3 separate regions of the Homo sapiens genome follow, and regions 1 and 3 are each linked to region 2. Evidence: chromatin contacts called from ENCODE Hi-C or POLR2A ChIA-PET data. All regions are on one chromosome and are shown on one strand. Each heading gives the region's core, a stretch centred on a gene start or an enhancer-like site at or near the end of the contact. The rest is flanking DNA. Distances are from core to core; before and after follow the strand shown. Region 1 overlaps KSR1 (kinase suppressor of ras 1). Region 2 has its middle 47 kb from the start of LINC03146. Region 3 overlaps KSR1 (kinase suppressor of ras 1).

Region 1 (4,410 bases), core at 864-3,363, 150 kb before region 2:
TAGGTTTTTGGGGAACAGGTGGTGTAAGTTTTGTTTTGGGATTTTTGTGGTTTTTTTTTCCAGTAGAGACAGGGTCTCTCTTGTCACCCAGGGTGAAGTGCAGTGGCATGACCGTAGCTCACTGCAACCTCACACTCCCAGGCTCAAGCAATCCTCCCACCTCAGCCTCCTGAGTAGCTGGGGTTACAGGTGAACACCACTATACCCAGCTAACTTTTTTTATTTTAATTTTTGTAGAGGCAGAGTCTCACCATCTTGCCCAGGCTGGTCTCAAGCTCCTGGGCTCAAGAGATCCTCCTTTCTCAGCCTCCCAAAGCACTGGGATTACAGACGTGAGCCACTATGCCTGGCCCAGAAATGGAGTTTCAATAGGAAGAGAAGAGGACATCCTCAGCTTAAAAAAACAGCAGGAGCCAGAAGTGAAGAAGTACAGGTCTCTCCTGGGAAGGAGAAAGAACTGAACATCATGATTAGACAGAGCTGGGCTCACATACTGGATCCACTCTTTTCTAGCGGTGTGACCTTTAACAAATTACTGATCCATTCCTGAGCTTCAGTTTCTTCCAAAGACCAAATGTGTTAAAGACTAAACGTGTTAACTTGGCCAGGCACAGTGGTTCACACCCGTAATCCCAGCACTTTGGGAGGTTGAGGTGGGCAGATCACCTGAGGTCAGGAGTTTGAGACCAGCCTGGCCAACATGGTGACACCCTCTCTCTACTAAAAATACAAAAATTAGCCAGGCATGGTGGCACGCACCTGTAATCCCAGCTACTCAGGAGGCTAAGGAACAAGAATTGCTTGAACCCCAGTAGGCAGAGGTCGCAGTGAGCCGTGATGGCACCACTGCACTCCAGCCTCGGCAACAGAGTGAGACTTCATCTCAAAAATAATAAAAAACAAAATAAATGCATTAACTTACACAGAATACCTACTCGATACACTAATTAGGTCATAGCCTTTTCTACTGACCAATAAAACAAATTCCATCCTGGATGACCCACAAGAGGTAGGGATGTTCATTTATGAGACACATAATCAATGTAATAACAGCATTTGGGGAGAGCAAAGAATTACTACATTAAAGACATCGTACAAAGCCTCCCAATTTCAGAAATATTAAACTATGAAATATATCCTAAAATCAAGAAACTATGAAAATTTGTGTCTTCTAAAGATACTGCTGACCAGGATAAAACATTTGGTGAAAGCCCAAGATATTATTGTTTTTCTCATGATTCTTATACAGTCTGATTTGTGCCCCAAACAAGAAGTCAGGCCGGGCATGGCTCACGCCTGTAATCCCAGCACTTTGCGAGGCCAAGGTGGGTGGATCACTTGAGGTCAGGAGTTCAAGGCCAGCCTGGCCAACATGGTAAAACCCCATCTCTACTAAAATACAAAAATTAGCCAGGCTTGGTGGCTGGTGCCTGTAGTCCCAGCTACTCGGGAGGCTGAGGCAGGAGAATCGCCAGGAGGCGGAGGTTGCAGTGAGCCAAGATCACGCCATTGCACTCTAGCCTAGGTGACAGAGCAAGACTTTGTCTCAAAAAAGAAAAAAAAGGGGGGGGGGGGGGCGGGTGTGCCACTGCAGTGTCTCCTTTTGTTATCCAGGCTGGAGTGCAGTGGTGCAAACATGGCTCACTGTAGCCTTGACCTCTTGGGCTTAAGCAGTCCTCCTACCTCAACTTCCCAAGTAGCTGGGATTACAGGATAGCTGGCGGCCAGGGGAAATATAGTGGAAAATGCAAAACAATGAAATTATAAAACCTGCCAAATACTTCTCAGAACTAGAAAAGAGTACCCTGCTGATTTTAGTAGAAAAGTACAAATATGTGCTGGAATGTAAGAAAAGTGATGTGTGAACTATTGCCCTTAAGCAATCAATGTACCTGCAGGCGCTGACCCACGAATGCAACTCTCAGCCGAGCTGTCCCTGCCGGATTTCAAACAGCTGAAGAAGGGCTGGGAGAACATCAAGGCTTGGACTAAAACAATTATGGCCCATGAAAGGAGAGAGAAGGTGAAAGGGAGCGTCAGCCCCCTCCTGAGTAACCAAGTCCTAGGGAAGGAGATCACCAGCATGCTGCTGGAGCAGCTCTACTTCCTGCAGAGCACTCCTTCCACCCCTCCCCCCGGAGGAGGAGCCCAAATACCACGCCACGGCCCAAGAATCATTTGCTGTTTCAAATAGAGAACTGTGCGATGATGAGAAAGAGTTCATACGTTTTCCAACACGTGAGAGGACCTCTCAACCTGAACCCTCGTGTTCAGCTGTCAGAATAACAGCCAATAAAAACTACATGAGCAAAATCTCTCAGGAAGGTGCTTTAAAAAAGATGCACGAGGACTGAACATGATCAACAAATGTCCATCTTACAATTGCAACTGATACAAATGAATGAGGTGCATTGTGGCCAAAATCCAGCAGACAGAGCGAGAGTGTGAGATGGCAGAGGAGGAACACAGGATAAAAATGAAGTTCTCAATAAAGAGAAGATGTATTGGGAAAAAAAACTACAAACTTTTACCAAGGAATGGCCTGCTTCCTCATTTAACCGGCCCTTTCCCAATTCACCCTAAGACTTTGGGGGTGGCTCTCTTGTAATTAATTGTGTTGGCAAAGAATGTCTGGAACATGGACTTGCGGTCAGTAACCTGTAACAGAGCGACAACTAGGAAAATTTGAGTGGTAGTAGTCACTAACTTAAGAATTCCTTCAGGGAAACAGCTGCACCCTTTGTACCCCTTAAGTGGCAAAGAAGCTGTTACAGTCTTCTGAAAATTATCACCATGAGTGCTATAATTCTGAATGTAATGTCTCTTAATTAGAATTCATACAAGAACCATGAGAGAGAGAGAGAGAGAGAGAGAAAGAAAGAAAGAAAGAAAGAAAGAGAAAGAAAGAGAGAGAGAGAGAGAGAAAGAAAAGAAAAGAAAAGAAAAGAAAAGAAAAGAAAAGAAAAGAAAAGAAAAGTTAGTTGCAGTTACCGAACAGATCTGGATGCCATAGGGGCAAGGCCCCACCTTCCACGCAAACTGTTCCAAATTGGAAAGGGCTCTTTTCATTCTCCCTATAGCACACCTGTATTTCTCCAGTTTGATGTTTAGGGAGAAGATTTACACAAATGTCTGAAGGGCAAATCTTGCTAGACTACCCGGGGTGTCCTTGGCCCCAACTACCTCATCCTCTTTCAGATGAAGAAGGCACCAGGAACACCAAGGTCAGCTGCCTGAAGATTAAGCAGCTGCAACCTGGAAAAGCTTAAGGTTTAGAGAGAACCTCTGGAAACCTTTGGAACCTTTGGGAAAAAATGCAAACTCAGTGACCAAACTGTAAGGGGTGGAGAGCTGTATCCTCTCCTAAATGCCAGGCTTTGGGAAACTCAAGATAAGCCTTCAGAGGAGACCCAGAAGGCTCAGCTCATTCCAGTACTACATATAATCAGCATTTAATCCTTACCATGGTTCTTAGCCATGTGTCAGGCCCTGTTCCAAGCACATTACATGCGGTAACTCATTTATTCTCTCCAACGAAACTGATGCACAGAGGCAACTTGCCCAAAGCCAGAGCCAGAACCAACCCATGCAGTGCCTTTGTGCAAGGTGAAAGAGTGCATCCCATCCTCTGCACAGACACAGCACAGACCCACAAAAGGCATATTCCTGGCAATAGGGGCAGTCTGGATTTAAGGAACCCTTCACCCCCTTGTGCAGTGCACAACCTGCTTGACTGTACACAGCCCTGTCCAAGTTCACACAGTAAGTAAGAGGCGGAGCTGGAATCTGAACCCAGGCCACCTGGCTCCCAGGTCTGCTACCAAGTAACAAGCAGGCACAGTTTCATATTAAATAAGTGGCCTGCAAATTAATGCAACTCAAAATATACAGAAGGACTGATGCGGGTGACTGAGAGCACAATTCTGTGTGTCTAGAATGATCACATTTTCAGTAATGATGAGACAATGCTCTGACATTTACAACTTCATGGGCATAAGATTTTTTCTTTCTTACCATTTCTAATGGGAATATTTCTAAAATGTGCCCCACCGTTTTCCACCTTACAGCATAATGTAATATAACCCTGCTTGAACTCCACACCACCACTGCCACTCCAGGAACCCAGAGCCCCCTCCCTGCCTTTTCCTGCCGCTCTGCCTGCAGCCTTCTAATCCTGGGTAATCTCTTTTTCTCTGCTCCTATAATTGCTACTGGAGAAAACTCAATGTGCAGGTGGGTTGGGGACATCCAAAGTTTTAGGTTTTGACCTACTTCCTCTGGCTTAGCAGCTCTTTGATTTGATTCTATCTAATTCCTTGCTCTTCCCCAATTCCTGGGGCAGCATCTTACCAGTTTCATGCTCTACAAGCCCCTTTGCAGAGATACTGGAGGCCACCGGCCTGTACTTGC
Region 2 (4,005 bases), core at 209-2,708:
GCAGCCTCCAACTCCCAGGCTCCAGCAATCCTCCCATCTCAGCTTCCCGAGTAACTGGAACTACAGGTGCTGGCCACCACGCCTGGCTAATATTTTTATTTTCATTTTTGTAGGACAGGTTCTCCCCATGTTGCCCAGGCTGGTTGAACTACTGGGCTCTAGCAATCCTCCTGCCTGGGCCTCCCAAAGTGCTGGGACCATAGGCGCAGGCCACCACGCCTGGCTCTAAATTGCCTGATTTAGAGCTGGTCTCTGTCCAGGACAGCGGCAGTCCCAGCTTGAGCATGCATGGCGCAGAACCTTTGGCTCATCAGAAGGGGGGACGGGGGAGAGGCTGGCTAGAGGATCACAGGAGAGAATGTGTCTGAGGCCCAGGCCTGATGCAGGGACCTCCTGCCGGCTGGTGAGATACGGCCTCCAAGGCGCTTTGTGGCAACACCAGGGCATGGCCTAGGTGAAGGCCAACAGGCCCTCCCCACAGGGCTGGAACAGGAAGGGAGAGAAGTGGTGACCCAAGAGGCCCCCAAGAGGCTCAACCGGGGCGGGGGAGGGCCAGAAATCACCGAGGGGCGTGGTGAGCAGAGCAGGAGCCGCTGCCGCCACCAGGGGGCGAGGGCCTAGGGAATCCTGCTCGCTGCCCTCACAGCGTCCCCTTGCGGCTGGGCGGCTGCCAGTGCTGCTGGCCACCGCCGAGGGCTAGAAGTCCCCGTTCCCATGACACTCAGAAGATGAAGGGACTGTGCGGGTGCGTGTGTGTGCATGTAAATCGGGGAGAGGAACTGGATTTAATATTTACTCCCAATCCGCAGGTTTGATGTTCCCGGCTCTCCTTAGGGACCCCCACTGGCCTCGAGCTCTTCGCAGGAAGGGTGGTATCTAGCTTGTTCACTGTGGTCCCCCAGGGTTCAGCACGCAGCCTCGAATGCTCAGGAATGAATGGATGAATGGCTGAATAAATGATGAAAGAGGACAGCTTTCAGGGACAGCCTGCCAGGTGTGGGCAGAGAAACGAACCTGAGAAGTCCGCCATCCCCCTGGCTCCCCACGTCAGGGCAAGCAACAGCTTATGATGCTACAGGCTGCTCCGTGCAGGGTGAGGAGCATCCCCGCTCTGCTACCTACAAGCTGGGTGACCTCGGGCTCTTCATTTACCCTCTCTGAGCCTTGTGACACCATCTAAAAACAGAGACCATAAGACTGTCTAGAAGGAGGTTGTTTTTCTGTTTTTTTAATTAAACATGTGAGGCGGGTGAAAGGGCATCATGTGGTCACTGCTCACTACACGGACATTTCCTTGGCCAGGCGGGGTTGGGTGGGCAGAGGGTCCCCTCCCCCAGCACCCTGACCGGCGTCCTCTTTCTGTCGCAGCGCCCTGCCAGCTCTCCAAGCCCGTCGTGCTGTGCTGTCCGCTGCCTGCTGGCCCACGGCCAGACCAAAACCAGAGACGCCGGCTCCGGCCAGCAGCAGCCACTCCCCTCTTCCTCCTTTGCATTCCCCACGCCGCCCCCTGCTCCCAGCCTCTACTCCTTTCTTTCTTTCTTCAGTGGCTTCTCCGCCTCTCTTTGTGTTCCTTCTAGAAATCGTTCCAGCCTGCTGGAGAAAAATAAAACAGAAATCTCCTCCTCATCCACCTTCTGTGATGGCAGTACTCACAGCTCCTCCTCTTGGGCCCCCTGGCCTCTGAGAGCCACCCACACCCACCCTGCGCCCAGGCCCTGCACCCGAAGCTCCCCCGGTGAGGAACATGGGCATTCAACAGAAGAAAAATACCATTGATTTTGGAAGCAGAGCTCAGGGGAGCTGGGCTGCACTCCCAGCTCTGCACAGATCTCAGATGGGAGCTGAATCTCTCTGGGCTTGGGTTTCTTTCCCCGAAAAACATGGACCACTCTAGGCTCCTGTGCTACTCCATTTGACATGACAGCAGCCCCAGCTTAATAAGGCTGGCATCCCAAGAGGACCAGCCTCTCAAACAGTGTCCTGGGCTCAGGCCCCTGATGTACCCTCCTCTTGGAAAAATATCTGATGGAGCATCCCACTGTGAGTACTCCCCTACCTCAGAGTAGGAAAAACCCCTGAGGTCTCATTTATTGACTGCTTACTGGAGGTCAGTCACCGTTCTTTGAGCTTCATGTGAAATATCTCATTTAATCTTCACCACCATTTTTTGAGGTCAATACTATTGTTTCCCCCATTTTACAGATAAGGAAACTGGAACGACCTGTCCAAGATCACATATATATCAGAGGCAGGATTTGAACACAGGTATTTTTAACTTCAAAGCCGAGGCACTTTAATCATCATCCTTTCACAGGAGAGACAATGCACAAAAGGCAATAAATAAAACTTCTTCCTAAATCTGGATGGATTTTATGCAAAGAGAAAAGTCAGAGTAAGTAGTTCTGGGACTTTTGACAAATAAGAGATGGAAGACAGATCCACATAATAAAAAGTATGTGGGGTTGGGGGCGGAGGAGACTGGTGTTGCTTAGTCCTGGGTTGGAATACCCGTTCAATTTGCTAGCTGAGTGGCCACAGGTCAGTGACGTTACCTTTCTATGACTTGGGTTGGGGGATTTCTCTTCCACGAGAACTAAGATCCTACTGAATTGACCATCCCACAGATAGAAAGTGTTGACAAAATACAAAAACAAAACAAAACGAAAAAGCAAAACAAACCCAAAACCAACGCGAGGCACTGAAGAGTGAATAAAAGCAAGTAGGCCCTGGCTGGGAGTCAACACTTGGAAGAAGGGCATGACATATGGTGAGTTATCTGTTTTTCTGGCTTTGATCTTGAAGGTGCGCTGCAGTCAGCAGAGCACACTTGGGGAACCTGCGGTCTTTCTGGCCTAAAGAATCAGAGTACAAAGTTTAGAGCAACCACAGCCACTGGAAAGTGAAGTGGGGAGTGCCATAAAGGAAAGGCTCGGAAAGGGGGTGGCTCCAGATCCCATCTGTAAACTCTGCCCAAATCTCTCACTGCTCCCTGAACCACACATGCATGAAAAATACTTTAGCAGAGGAAAATAACTGAACTGAGGTTTGAGCTGCCACCGAAGAGCAGAGTTTGAAGTTAATTGCCTAATAAAAAGAAAGAAATCAACATGTTTCGGAGGACTAACAGAAACCAGAGCCTCTACAGCGTAACATGAACAATGTCCAGGATAGAATCCTGTTCCTGTATAAATATGTTCTCAAAACACAACAGAACTAAACTAGAAATCAGTAACAGCAAGATAGCTGGAAAATCCCAAAATGTTTGGAGATTAAACAACACACTTCTAAGTAACACACAGGTCAAAGAAGAAGTCTCAGGAGAAATTTTTAAATATTTTTAATATATGAAAATGAGGCTGGGCATGGTGCCTCACGCCTATAATCCCAGCAATTTGGGAGGCTGAGGAAGGTGAAGTGCTTGAGCCCAAGAGTTCGAGACCAGCCTGGGCAACAAAGTGAGACCTATCTCTACGAAAAAAATAGAAAAAATTAGCCAAGTATGGTGGTGAAAGCCTATAGTCCCAGCTACTCGGGAGGCTGAGCTGGGAGGATCACTTGAGCCCGGGAGTTTGAGGTTACTACAGTGAGCCATGATCGTGCCGATGTACTCCAGCCTGTGTGACAGAGCATGACACTGTTTCAAAAAAAAAGAAAATGAAAATGAAAATACAAATCTTCAAAATTTGTTGAATGCCGTGAAAGCAATGCTTAGAGGGAAATTTATATCATTAAATGCATATATTTTAAAAAAGAAAGATCTAAAATTAATAACCTAAGTTTTCCCCTTAAAAAACTAGAGAAAAGGGGCAATTTAATCTCAGAGCAAGCAGAGGAAAAGGAATAATAAAAATTAGAGCAGAAACCAACAAAACTGTAAACAGGAAATAAATAGAGAAAATAAAATCTAAATCTTGTTCTTTTAAAAGATCAATAAAAATGATGAACCAACATCCAGGCTAACTAAGAAAGACAGAAGACACAAATTACGAATACAGTAGTCCCCTC
Region 3 (4,013 bases), core at 279-2,778, 220 kb before region 2:
TATGGGCAGTCAGCTCTCAGAACAGGTGGAGGGAGACTCAAGTATCTCCAAAGGTACCCAGAGAGAGGGCGCCCTGCCCAGGTGGGCAGGACAGAAGGGGTCACAGCAAAGGGCAGTTAATGGAACCATGCAAAGGACTCACCTGGAAAGATAAACTGCTGTCTATGATGAATGAAGTAGGCAGCTTTAAACAGAAGAGGAGGTGAGTCACACACACAGAACGGCCAACGCAGGAGGGAGGAGCGGAATTGCAGGTACCGGCTTGGGAGGCAGGGACTTGTTACTGGGCTGGGACAGCCCTACCCCAGATGGACCTGGCAAGGACAGGCCAAACCATGCAGGAAGGAGGAAAAGAGCTGGGAGAAAATGGGCCCTGGCAGGAGTCTGCAGGACTAAAGGGGCTTGCACTGGAGGATTGGGCATTCCAAGACCCCGTCTCCGGTCACCAGCACTCTGTGAAATGCATGTGAGCCCAGAAGGGCAAAATACAATGGGAGAGAAACAGTGATTCTGAAAAGTTTAACAGTGTTATGTACGGAAGAATGGCCTCCTCCCCCTGAGCCCCACCTGTACCTCCAGAGTGTCTCAACCTTACCACTCCCTACCCACATTTTTTTCTCTCTCTCTCATAGGTGACTGAAAAGGATACACTGGGGTTCTGGAAGCTGACAGCATGTTCCAACCTCAATTCTGCCACATAACTAGGCTCTGGGACCTTAGGGAGTTGGCTAACCTCTCCAGCTGTCTCACTGTCAAATGGGGGTGTAAATACAGTCATGTGCCACAGAATGTTGTTTTGGTCAACAAGGGACCACATACATGACGGTGGCCCTAATTATAATGGAGTGGGAAAATTCCTCTTGCCTAGTGATGTGGTAGCTGTGGTAACAGGGCAGCACCATGCATTCCTCACGTGTCTGTGGTGACGCTGGCGGGAAATAATCCACGGAACTACAAGCTGTATAAAAGGATGGCACGCACGATTATGCACGGTAGCATCTTACTTGATAATGAGAATAAACAACTGTATTACTGGTTTATGTATTTACTATATTGTACTTTTAATCATTTTTAAAATTTTTTTTATTTATATATTTATTTTTTGAGACAGAGTCCTGCTCTGTTGTCCAGGCTGGAATGCAATGGCACAATCTCAGCTCACTGCAACCTCTGCTTCCTGGGTTCAAGCGATTCTCCTGCCTCAGCCTCCCAAATAGCTGGGATTACAGGCACCCAGCCCACCACCATGCCTGGCTAATTTTTGTATTTTTAGTAGAGACGGGGTTTCACTATGTTGGCCAGGCTGGTCTTGAACTCCTGATCTCAGGTGATCCGCCCACCTTGGCCTCCCAAAGTGCTGGGATTACAGGCGTGAGCCACCACATCCAGTCTTTTAATCATGATTTTAGAGTATACTTGTTCTACTTACCAAAAAAAAAAAAAAAAAAAAAAAGTTATCTGTAAACTAGCCTCAGGCAGGTCCTTCAGGAGGTATCCAGAAGGTGGCACTGTTATCACAGGAGATGCCAGCTCCATGTATGTCACTGCCCCGAAGACCTTCCGGTGGGACAAGATGTGGAGGTGGAAGACAGTGATATTGATGATCCTGAGGCTGCACAGGCCTAGGCTAGCGTGTGTGTCTTAGTTAACAAAAAAGTTTAAAAAGTAAAAGAAAAAATAAGGATTTTAAAAATAGAAAAAAGCTTATAAAAATTCAAAAAAAAAGTTTTTGTACAGCTATACAATATGTTTGTTTTGGGCTAAGTGTTATTACAAAAGAGTCCAAGTTAAAAAAAATGTTTAAAGATTATAATGTAAAAAAGTTGTAAGCTAAGGTTAATTTATTATTGAGGAGAATATTTTAAAATAAATTTAGTATAGCCTAAGTGTTTAGTGTTTATAAAGTCTACAATAGTGTACAGGAATTCTTCCAGAGCAGCTTCCAGTCCCCTACAAATAAAGAACAATTGACTGATTGACTGATTTAGAGACAGAGTCTTGCTCTGTCACCCAGGCTGGAGTGCAGTGGTGCAATCTCAGCTCACTGCAACCTCCACATCCTGGGTTCAAGCGATTCTCATGCCTCAGCCTCCTGAGTAGCTGGGACTACAGGTATGTGCCACCACACTTGGCTAATTTTGTATTTTTAGTAGAGATGGGGTTTCACCATGTTGGCCAGGCTGGTCTTGAACTCTTGGCCTCAAGTGATCCGCCTACCTCGGCCTCCCAAAATGCTGGAATTACAGGCATAAGCCACTGTGCCCAGCCCTATTTTTAATATTTTATGCTGTATATTTACTGTAGCTTTTCTGTGTTCAGATGTTTAGATACACAAATATTTAGCATTGTGCTACAATTGCCTACAATATTCAGTACAGTCACATGCTGCATAGGTTTGCAGTCTAGAAACAACAGGCTACACCACACAGCCGAGGCGTGTGGAGGACTATACCATCTGGGTTTACGTAAGTGCGCTCTATGATGCTCACGTAACAATGAAATCACGGAATCTCTCTCTCAGAACATTTCCCCGTTGTGAAGCAGCACGTGACTATAATCTTTTCCCAGGTTTACCCCTGAAGTTCAAGTGCAATGCCCCTGCACAGCACAGAGCAGGGGACGATAGGAGGCGTGCCTTCTCCAGCTGAACCACCGGGCCAGCCGGGCGGGCAGTGGGGGTTGGGGGGAGGGTTGACCCATTGGTGCTGCCACGACCAAAGAGACAGGATCTTGGAGAGAGTGAGGCCTCTGTGCAGGGGACGATGAAGGCCCAATCTGGGGACATCAGGGAAAGCAGCAAGGGTCTGGCTGATTGTGCAAAAAGAACTTTTTCTGTGACTGCCGTGTTCCAAACACACCCTTTGCTTTTACAAAAACCCAAACTGGGAGGTTTAGCAAAAGGCACAGTTTCAGAGCATAATAAAGACAGAGCAGAATGGGAGAGGAGGTTAATCAAATGGGCCATCACTCAATGCAGGGAGGGGAGGGGTGTGCTCAGGACAACGCGTGAATGTCAGGAGATATCCAGCCACGTGCGTGCTGAGGTGAAGGCAAAGAGAGAGATTCCTACAAGATCTCCGTCTCCACCGTCCCCAAAAGAAGTCCCAGGAGAAGCTCCCTGGCCTCCTGCTGGCTGGGTATGGCTCCAGCTGGGGATCTCCTGGCACAGGGAGAGCTGTGCCTGTCCTCATGGACCTGGAGCTCCAGAGGCCAGAGACAGGGGCCTGACCTGGACTCTATGGGCTGGAGACGGCCTGTGGCTGGGTCCAGAGCAAACAGGAGTGTCACAGTCACCTTCCTTCCTCTGGGACTGCGAACTGTAATAAACTGAAGGCTGAGACTGACTCTGAGGAGCTGCCAGGGAGGCCGAGGCAGCAGCTCAGTCCCAAAATGGGCAGGTGGGCTTCACTCTGCTGCTTGGAGAGGCAGACACCCCCAGGCCAGCAGCTGAGGGCAGGAGAGGCTGGAATCCTGACCTCTCCCCACAGACACCAGGCAGTGGGCTGGGGTGGAGCTGGAGGTCAGCTCTGGCTCAGGTCTACTCTGCTTTAAACTCCTGTGGGACTCAGTGTCTTCATCCACACAATGGGAACAACCTAATTCCAACTTTACATGGTCACCTATCTTATAAAGGGAACGAGAGGTCTCCTTGAAGGAGCTTACCCAGATCACGAGTGGGAAGCAGCAGGACCCCAGATTCCCTCCCTGAGGCCTTCTAGCTCCCTGTGTTGCTGGCCATGCCTCCTGGGAGCTCAGAAGCCAGTCCCGAGAAAGTGAGCACTGCCCAGGAGAGGCCACCCCATGAAGAGGAGGGCAGTGCGAGGATTATGTTATGTCAGACAGACTTGGGTTTGATCTCCATTCTGCCACTTACAGGCTGTACAACTCATGGCAAGCCCCTCCCTCTCTCTGAACCTCAGTATTCCCATCTGTAAAACAACAGCATCAACCTCAGAGCTATTGTGCTTGGGGCGCCGGACAAGTACTTCATAAACATCAGCTCTTAGCTGTGG

Evidence for each region. Hi-C counts contacts between places; a loop is a spot of excess contacts on that map. ChIA-PET counts read pairs that join two places held with the same protein, here RNA polymerase II (POLR2A). Pooled maps may share reads with other maps.
Region 1: a pooled map shows a loop between it and region 2 (2.3-fold over the local background). The contact joins two enhancer-like sites. A Hi-C loop is called at or near these places in 1 of 168 maps with a recorded cell type or tissue (Ramos) and 4 of 50 pooled maps. POLR2A ChIA-PET finds 5 or more read pairs at or near these places in 1 of 52 experiments (activated CD8-positive, alpha-beta memory T cell).
Region 3: a map of B cell shows a loop between it and region 2 (30-fold over the local background). The contact joins two enhancer-like sites. A Hi-C loop is called at or near these places in 28 of 168 maps with a recorded cell type or tissue (B cell, CD14-positive monocyte, CD8-positive, alpha-beta T cell and 20 more), 36 of 37 single-sample maps with no recorded cell type and 21 of 50 pooled maps. POLR2A ChIA-PET finds 5 or more read pairs at or near these places in 2 of 52 experiments (activated T-cell and activated naive CD4-positive, alpha-beta T cell).

The regions. Positions count from the first base shown.
Region 1 is chr17:27,524,559-27,528,968 of GRCh38, reverse strand. All of the region lies in intron 1 of KSR1 (kinase suppressor of ras 1), which reads right to left. It also overlaps the pseudogene MSANTD3P1. Among named protein-coding and RNA genes, the nearest start is that of KSR1, 70 kb to the right of the region's middle. Within about 2 kb of position 2,113, at least 6 of the 41 ENCODE cell types and tissues checked have a DNase peak (open chromatin) inside an H3K27ac peak, as active enhancers do.
Region 2 is chr17:27,377,789-27,381,793 of GRCh38, reverse strand. No RefSeq gene overlaps it. Among named protein-coding and RNA genes, the nearest start is that of LINC03146, 47 kb to the right of the region's middle. Within about 2 kb of position 1,458, at least 14 of the 41 ENCODE cell types and tissues checked have a DNase peak (open chromatin) inside an H3K27ac peak, as active enhancers do.
Region 3 is chr17:27,597,531-27,601,543 of GRCh38, reverse strand. It overlaps KSR1 (kinase suppressor of ras 1), which reads right to left. Exons shown (of 21, transcript NM_001394583.1): 11 at 143-184. Among named protein-coding and RNA genes, the nearest start is that of LGALS9, 32 kb to the left of the region's middle. Within about 2 kb of position 1,528, at least 6 of the 41 ENCODE cell types and tissues checked have a DNase peak (open chromatin) inside an H3K27ac peak, as active enhancers do.